Regions from separate parts of the Homo sapiens genome. Here region 1 is linked to region 2. A link is an interaction called in ENCODE POLR2A ChIA-PET data of the cell type or tissue named here. Cell type or tissue: PC-9. All regions are shown on one strand. Links, peaks and the distances in the headings refer to the core of each region. The heading gives the core; the rest is flanking DNA. Region 1 overlaps THRAP3 (thyroid hormone receptor associated protein 3). Region 2 overlaps SNIP1 (Smad nuclear interacting protein 1).

What was found. Peaks named below come from ENCODE experiments on the same cell type or tissue, not always from the same donor. Only the 100,000 strongest peaks of a DNase experiment are listed, where the experiment ranks them.
Region 1: POLR2A ChIA-PET joins it to region 2 with 27 read pairs; 2 of 35 experiments call an interaction of 5 or more read pairs at or near these places.

What each region holds. Positions count from the first base shown.
Region 1 is chr1:36,242,560-36,246,954 of GRCh38, forward strand. The region is part of intron 1 of THRAP3 (thyroid hormone receptor associated protein 3); the gene reads left to right. Among named protein-coding and RNA genes, the nearest start is that of THRAP3, 20 kb to the left of the region's middle. In PC-9, for the core only: no CTCF peak of the experiment used is centred there; a DNase peak (open chromatin) is centred at 2,062; H3K27ac peaks cover 2,801 bases.
Region 2 is chr1:37,541,143-37,545,537 of GRCh38, forward strand. The region is part of intron 2 of SNIP1 (Smad nuclear interacting protein 1); the gene reads right to left. It also overlaps the pseudogene FTH1P1. Among named protein-coding and RNA genes, the nearest start is that of SNIP1, 11 kb to the right of the region's middle. In PC-9, for the core only: no CTCF peak of the experiment used is centred there; no DNase peak of the experiment used is centred there.

The DNA of each region.
Region 1 (4,395 bases), core at 312-4,311, 1.3 Mb before region 2:
CTCCTGTCTCGGCCTCCTAAGTAGCTGGGACTACAGGCGCCAGCCACCACGCTCGGCTAATTTTTTGTATTTTTAGTAGAGACGGGGTTTCACTGTGTTAGCCAGGATGGTCTGGATCTCCTGACCTGTGATCCGCCTGCCTCGCCCTCCCAAAGTGCTGGGATTACAGGCGTGAGCCACCACGCCCACCCTCTGTTTTGATTTTCTAAGGCATATAGATAGATTTGTCAGTCTTTACCTTTATGGTTTGTACTTATAGAATTTTGTTTGAAATCCTTCCTCACCCTGAATTCATACAGATATTCTCTTCTGTTTTCTTCTAAAAATTTTAAAGCTTTTCACAGTTAGTGTTTTTTTTTAATTGCTTATTTTATTTTATTTTGAGATAGACTGGGCATGGTGGCTTGCACATGTAATCCCACCACTTTGGGAGGCTGAGGCAGGAGGATTGCTATGATCATGCCACTGCATTCCAGCCTGGGTGACAGTAAGACCCCATCTCTAAAAACAAAAATAGAATGCTGATTGTGGCAAGCTGCTAATGTTGCTTATAAGTGGTTTGGGAATAAGATGCATTTTGTGAGGAACTTTCTTTTTTTTTTTTTTTTTTTTTTGCTCTGAGCCCAAATGAGGGTTTCTTTTTATTTTTTTATTTTTATTGATCATTCTTGGGTGTTTCTTGCAGAGGGGGATTTGGCAGGGTCACAGGACAATAGTGGAGGGAAGGTCAGCAGATAAACAAGTGAACAAAGGTCTCTAGTTTTCCTAGGCAGAGGACCCTGCGGCCTTCCGCAGTGTTTGTGTCCCTGGGTACTTGAGATTAGGGAGTGGTGATGACTCTTAAGGAGCATGCTGCCTTCAAGCATCTGTTTAACAAAGCACATCTTGCACCGCCCTTAATCCATTCAACCCTGAGTGGATACAGCACATGTTTCAGAGAGCACAGGGTTGGGGGCAAGGTCACAGATCAACAGGATCCCAAGGCAGAAGAACTTCTCTTAGCACAGAACAAAATGAAAAGTCTCCCATGTCTACCTCCTTCTACACAGACACGGCAACCATCCGACTTCTCAATCCTTTCCCCACCCTTCGCCCCCTTCTATTCCACAAAACCGCCATTGTCATCATGGCCCGTTCTCAATGAGCCGCTGGGCACACCTCCCAGACGGGGCGGTGGCCGGGCAGAGGGGCTCCTCACTTCCCAGTAGGGGCGGCCGGGCAGAGGCGCCCCTCACCTCCCGGACGGGCGGCTGGCCAGGCGGGGGGCTGACCCCCACACCTCCCTCCCGGACGGGGCGGCTGGCCGGGTGGGGGGCTGACCCCCCCACCTCCCTCCCAGACGGGGCGGCTGGCCGGGCGGGGGGCTGACCCCCCCACCTCCCTCCCGGATGGGGCGGCTGGCGGGCGGGGGGCTGAACCCCCCACCTCCCTCCCGGACGGGGCGGCTGGCCGGGCGGGGGGCTGACCCCCCCACCTCCCTCCCGGACGGGGCGGCTGGCCGGGCAGAGGGGCTCCTTGTGAGCTTGTGAGGAACTTTCTACTTAAGAATGACCAAGTGGCCTTGTGGGAAGGAAGAGGGTTGCCATTTGTTAATGGTGTTTATAAATTGCTATTGGATTAGTATAAGCTGCAAAGCAGCTACTAATTTATTTTCTTTAACTAGGAGAATCATAATATGGACATTTTGGATAGGCATCTTTTTAATTTTCTAAAGATTTCCAAAATTGGTAATGTTATTTCTAATTAGGAAGTTTGGTTGAAAATAAGTTTCTGAACTCTGTGTCAAATCTAGTAGCTACTTCCAATTTGTAATTAAAAAAAGAAAAAGTCTTCAAAGGTTGAATGTGCCTTCATGGATTCTCCAGCATGAGCAAACTGAAGTATCCAAAACTGAATTAAAAATTTCATCTAAATTATACCTTCTTCTTAGCTTTACTATACTTAGTGTCAAACTGATTTCTTAGATTTCGTAGTCACTTAGTTTTGAAACCTTGATTCCTTTCCTCTTCGTCACTTCTACGTCTAGTCAGTTATTTGTTGAATGCCATGTATGTGTAAAGCAGTTTCAGATTTCACTCCTGTGAGTTCTATTTCCATTGCTATTGGATGCCTAGTGAGGAAAGCTCCTTTTCTCATATCTACCTGTACAATTTTACTTGTGGGTTTTTTTTTTTTTTGAGACAGAGTCTCGCTCTGTTGCCAGGCTGGAGTGCAGTGGCGCAATCTCAGCTCACTGCAACCTCCGACTCCCTGGTTCAAGCAATTTTCCTGCCTCAGCCTCCTGAGTAGCTGGGATTACAGGCACACGCCACCACGCCCAGCTAATTTTGTTTTGTATTTTTAGTAGAGACGGGGTTTCATGATGTTGGCCAGGATGGTCTCAAACTCCTGACCTCGTGATCCACCCGCCTCGGCCTCCCAAAGTGCTGGGATTACAGGCGTGAGCCACCACGCCTGGCCAGAGCCAGGTTAACTACTAAGTCTTCCTCCTGAAAACCTTACTTTGTTCCTCTAGTTGTAAGTGGCCTTTGCCATTGTACCACTCTGGTGGTGCTGAGTTCTGACATGTATTATATAGATCTCTGCATGTGACACCCCCATCCCAATCTTTTTTTTTTTTTTTTTGAGACAGAATCTCACTCTGTTGCCCGGTCTGGAGTGCACTGGCACAATCTTGGTTCACTGCAACCTCCATATCCCAGGTTCAAGCGATTCTCCTGCCTCAACCTCCTGAGTAACTGGGATTACAGGCCTGCGCCATCACACCCGGCTAATTTTTTTGTATTTTTAGTAGAGACGGGGTTTCACCATTTTGGCCAGGCTGGTCTCGAACTCCTGACCTCAGGTGATCTCCCCACCTCAGCCTCCCAGAGTGCTGGGATTTTAGATGTGAGCCACCACGCCTGGGTCCTTTCCCCAATCTTACAGGTAAACAAACTCCTTAAAGACCTTAAATATGATAGGTGCATGTCTTGCTGACTGAATGATTCTGTTCCAGGGTCTGTTCACCTCAAATGTGATAGCTTCCTAACTTTGTCTTGCCCATCCTGATCCATCCCCTTATCCCAACAGTTTGCCTGCTTAGAAACATGCAGTGGCTTCCCATTTGCAGAGATAAAGTTTACTTTTCTTTTTACTTGGCATTTGAGGCTAGCTATGTTTTGGTTCTTCCCCTGGGTAAATGTGTCTCTCATTCCTTGTCTCTTGATCATTGCATTTTAATAGCCCTTGAACAGTTATATTTGCTTTTCCAGCTAGGACTTTTTATTTTTCGCTACTTCCTCCCCACACCCACCAAAATCACGTATTTTTCAGTCAGTAGCAATTTTGAATAAATTTAAGATTATAGTACATCTGATAATAAGAGGTAACCTGAGTGCATATCTGTGCTTACAGTCGTTCTAAGTACATTCCATGTATTAACCATTTAATTATTCCCTACAATCCTAGGGGGAGGTATGATTATAATCTGCATTTTACAGATGTAAGTGAGGCAAGGAAAGATGAAACAGATCCAGGATTGCACAGCTAGTAAAGGGGATAGAGCTGGATTCAATCCCAGAGTCTGGTTGTAGAGCATGTAAATCTTTGTCCATTTTTTCATGGAACTCCAAGGCACCTGGGGCTGGCAGACTGGTGCATGAGAGGATAAACAGTATTATATCTGTGAGAATTTCAAGCACAGTATATAGGAATATGTATAGAGTAAGACCTTGTCATTGGAGAAAAGTGGAGCGATCTTGGCTCACTGCAACCTCTGCCTCCTGGGTTCAAGCAATTCTCCTGCCTCAGCCTCCTAAGTAGCTGGGACTTCAGTTGCACACCACCATGCCAAGCTAATTTTTGTATCTTTAGTAGAGACGGGGTTTCACCATGTTGGCCAGACTGGTCCCGAACTCCTGATCTCAAGTTATCTCTCCGCCTTGGCGTCCCAAGGTGCTGGGATTACAGGTGTGAGCGACTGTGCCCAGCCTTTTTCTTTTTAAAAAATAAATAACATGGGCCGAGTGCGGTGGCTCACACCTGTAATCCCAGCACTTTGGGAGGCTGAAGCAGGCAGATCACGAGGTCAGGAAATCGAGACCATCCTGGCTAACATGGTGAAACCCTGTCTCTACTAAAAATACAAAAAATTAGCCGGGAGTGGTGGCCGGCACTTGTAGTCCCAGCTGCTCGGGAGGCTGAGGCAGGAGAATGGCGTGAACCCAGGAGGCGGAGCTTGCAGTGAGTGGAGATCGTGCCACTGCACTCCAGCCTGGGCGACAGAGTGAGACTCTGTCTCAAATAAATAAATAAATAAATAAATAAAATTACAGGCATAACTGCATATTTATCAAAATTGTATCAACGGTTCTTTTTCTAATTCTCTGAAAAAATTGATAATATACATTGTTC
Region 2 (4,395 bases), core at 169-4,168:
GTAAAGAAAGAAACTAGCTTTCTCTCATGCCAAAAGTGAAAATATAATAGTAAGTTTTTAAATCCTACTTCCATAGTTAAAAAAAAAATTCAATACCTAGAAATAAACTTAAGAAACATGAAAGACATATAAGAAGAAATCTGTAAAAATTCATTAAAATAAATGTTTTTTAAAGATGTGAAGAAATGGAGAAACATACCATGATTTCTTGAAAAAGATAGCAATGAAAATCAGCCTAGGCCAGGCATGGTGGCTCAAGCCTGTAATCCCAGCACTTTGGGAGACCGAGGCGGGTGGATCACCTGAGGTCAGGAGTTCCAGACCAGCCTGACCAACATGATGAAACCCTGTCTCTACTAAAAATACAAAATTAGCCAGGTGTGGTGGCACATGCCTGTAATCCTAGCTACTCAGGAGGCTAAGGCAGGAGAATCGCTTGAACCTGGGAGGCAGAGGTTGCAGTGAGCCGAGATCACGCCATTACACTCCAGCCTGGGCAACAAGAGTGAAACTCCTTCTCAAAAAAAAAAAAAAAAAAAATTCAGCCTGGTAGAAAATGTTTGCAACACAAACCATACAGTAGTCCCAGGGGGATACATTTTAAGTATGGTGGATGGCTGAAACCACGGATAGTACCGAACCTGACTGCCATCAAATGCAACACATTTCTGTTCATGTCTTCCACCCATAAATGTAATGCCTTTTCCATCTTAACTAAGCACTTGTGAACTGTGGCTATAACTTTTACAGTATGAGGTACAACAGCAAAACTAGCATGAATTTCTTTTTCCTTCTCCACAATTTCACAATAGAAGATTCATTCTTACTATCGATCTTAGCAACTTCAATATATGATTTGAAAAGTTTTTTTTTGTTTTAATTTCTTTAAGTTGAGAACTTTCAACTTTTCGTTTAAAGGAAGCACTTTACAGCTTCTCTTTAGCATTCCTAATTGCCAAAATCACTACTATTGCATTTTGGGGCCACTACTAAATAAAATAAAGGTTACTTGAATCCAAGCACTGCAAACTGCAACAGTTTTCTGAAAATCAGGATGGCTACTAAGTGATGGACAGGCAGGTAGCGCATACAGCACAGATACACCAGACAAAGGAAGGATTCACGTTCCTGGTGGGACAGCAGAAGTTTATACCAAGTGACTCAGGATAGTGACCAATTTAAATTTTATGAGTTGTTTTTTTCTGGAGTTTTCCATTTAATATTTTCAGATGCAGAAAGTGAAACCACAGATAAGGGGAGACTACTGCATATTAATATATCAATAAGAAATAATTCAACAGAGAAACTGATAAATGGTCAGGTGCCAGTGGCTCACACTTGTAATCCCAGCACTTTGGGAGGCCAAGGCGATGGATCGCTTGAGCCCAGGAATTTGAGACCAGCCTGGGCAACATGGCGAAACTCTGTCTCTACTAAAAATACAAAAATTAGCTGGGCACAGTGGTGCATGCCTGTAGTCCCAGCTACTCGGAAAGCTGAGGTGGGAGGATCGCTTGAGCCTGGGAGGCAGAGATTGCAGTAAGCCAAGATTCCACCACTGCACTACAGCCTGGATGACAGAGCAAGACTCTGTCTCAAAAATAAAAAAAGAACAGAAAAATGAACAATTTTCAGAAGAAATAAATGTCCAAGGGCCGGGCACAGTGGGTCACGCCTGTAATCCCAGCACTTTGGGAAGCCAAGGCAGGAGAACTGCTTAAGCTCAGGGCAACATGGCAAAACCCCATTTCTACAAAAAATACAAAAATTAGCCAGGCACGACAGCATGCACCTGTAATCTCAGCTATTTCGGAATTTGAGGTGGGATGATCACTTGAGCCCAGGAGGTCGAGGCTGAAGTGAGCTATGATCATACCACTGCAGTCCAGCCTTGGCAACAGAGACCCTGTCTTGAAAAAAAAAAAAAAAGAATTACATGTCCAATAAATACATGAAGATATGCTTACCCTAATAACCAAAGCATCAAATTCTAAAAGAAATATGAATTTTCTCTCCTTAATTAGTAAAATTAAAAAGATCAATAATATCTAGAGTCAAAAAAGAAGGTACAGGAAAAATGGGTATTTTCAGCCACTGCTGGTACAGGTATAAACTAGCATAGCCTATTTAGGTCAATTTGACATTATTTAATCAAAATCTCATCAACCACTAATGCCACTTATAGAAATCAATCCTACAGAAATACTAGCAGAAACGCACAAAGACATACATATGAATGTGTTTACTGTAATTTCGTAATTTAAAAAAAAAACTGGAAACAACCTAATGTCCTGCAATGGTAGAATGGTTAAATTATTATCTATTCATACAAAGGAATACTTCACAGCCATGAAAAAGAATGAGATAATGACATAGAAAGATATCTAATATATTGTTAAATGGGAGGGGAAAAAAGAGAAGGGGCAAGTTTCACAATAAGACCACATATTTCTATATATAGACTTGGCAGATGAGCTACTTGGAGAGATGTTCCCACTATAATTTAACTAGATACTTATTAAATTTTTAATGCACTGTTGGGCTTTCAATAAGCAAGGCAAAATCTCCAATGAGAAAAAAAATCTCCAAAGGGGGGTAAAAAAAAAAAAAAGATTTGAGCCCTAAGCATAAGCTCAAATACTAAAGAATACTAGACACACACAAGGAAATGGAAACAAGCCACTGAGCATGAGAGGCAGCAGAAACAAGTCTTATAGGCTGGGCATGGTGGCTCACGCCTGTAATCCCAGCACTTTGGGAGGGCAAGGGGGGGGGCAGGTCACTTGAGGTCGGTCAGGAGTTCAAGACCAGCCTGGTCAACATGGTGAAACCGTCTCTACTAAAAATGCAAAAATTAGCCAGGTGTGGTAGCGCATGCCTGTAATCCAGCTACTCGGGAGGCTGAGGCAGGAGAATCACTTGAACCCAGAAGTGGAGGTTGCAGTGAACAGAGATGGAGCCACTGCATTGTAGCCTGAACGACAAAGAGAGACTCCGTCTCAAAAAAAAAAAAGAAACAAGAGGCCGGGCGAAGTGGCTCACGCCTGCAATCCTAGCACTTTGGGAGGCTGAGGTGGGTGGATCACAAGGTCAGGAGTTCAAGACCAGCCTGGCCAAGATGGTGAAACCCTGTCTGTACTAAAAATACAAAAAATTAGAAGGGCGCGGTGGCAGGCGCCTGTAATCCCAGCTACTTGGGAGGCTGAGGCAGGAGAATCACTTGAACTCGGAGGGCGGAGGTTGCAGTGAGCCGAGATCACGCCACTGCACTCCAGCCTGGGTGGACAGAATGAGACTCTGTCTCAAAAAAAAAAAAAAAAAAAGAAAGAAAGAAACAAGTCTTATAGATGTAGATCCCCAAGGACTTCATTCATGTACAAAAATGTTGTTGTGTATTCTTGTTTCAAAAAGAAAAAAATGAGACGTTCTTTGCGGAAAGTCCCTGGAGTTTCCTGGTTCAACAGTGCTTGGACGGAACCAGGCACTCGTACCCCACTCCGGCTGGCCGCCCATAGCTAGCCCTCTGTTACCTCTTCACTGGGCCCTCTGACTGTCCCAAGGCCCCCGCCGCCACTCCAGCGCCGTGCAGCCACCGCCGCACAGCCACCGTGGCCACCACCATGACGACTGCGCGTCCCCCTCGCAGGTGCGCCAGAACTACCGCCATCAACCGCCAGATCAACGTGGAGCTCTATGCCTCCTACATCTACCTGTCCATGTCTTACTACTTTGACCACAATGATGTGGCTTTGAAGAACTTTGCCAAATACTTTCTTCACCAATCTCATGAGGAGAGGGAACATGCCAAGAAACTGATGAAGCTGCAGAACCAATGAGGTGGCTGAATCTTCTTCCTTCGGGACTTCAAGAAACCAGACCATGATGACTGGGAGAGCAGGCTGAATGCGATGGAGCATGCATTACATTTGGAAAAACTTGGGAATCAGTCACTACTGGAACTGCACAAACTGGCCACCGACAAAATTACCCCCATTTGTGTGACTTCACTGAAACACATTACCTGAATGAGCAGGGGAAATCCATCAAGAATTGGGTGACCATGTGACCAACTTGCGCAAGATGAGGGCACCCGAATCTGGCTTGGCAGAATATTTCTCTGACAAGCACACCCCGGGGAGACAGTGATAATGAAAGCTAAGCCTTAGGCTAATTTCCCCATAGCCATGGGGTGACTTCCCTGGTCACCAAGGCAGTGCATGCATGTTGGGGTCTCCTTTACCTTTTCTATAAGTTGTACCAAAACATCCACTTAAGCTGATTTGTACCATTCCTTCAAATAAAGAAATTTGGTACCCCCCGCCCCCACCAAAAAAAAAAAAAAAACAAAGAAAAAACTTCTTGTTATGGACTAGGTAAGGTACAAAAATGTTTACA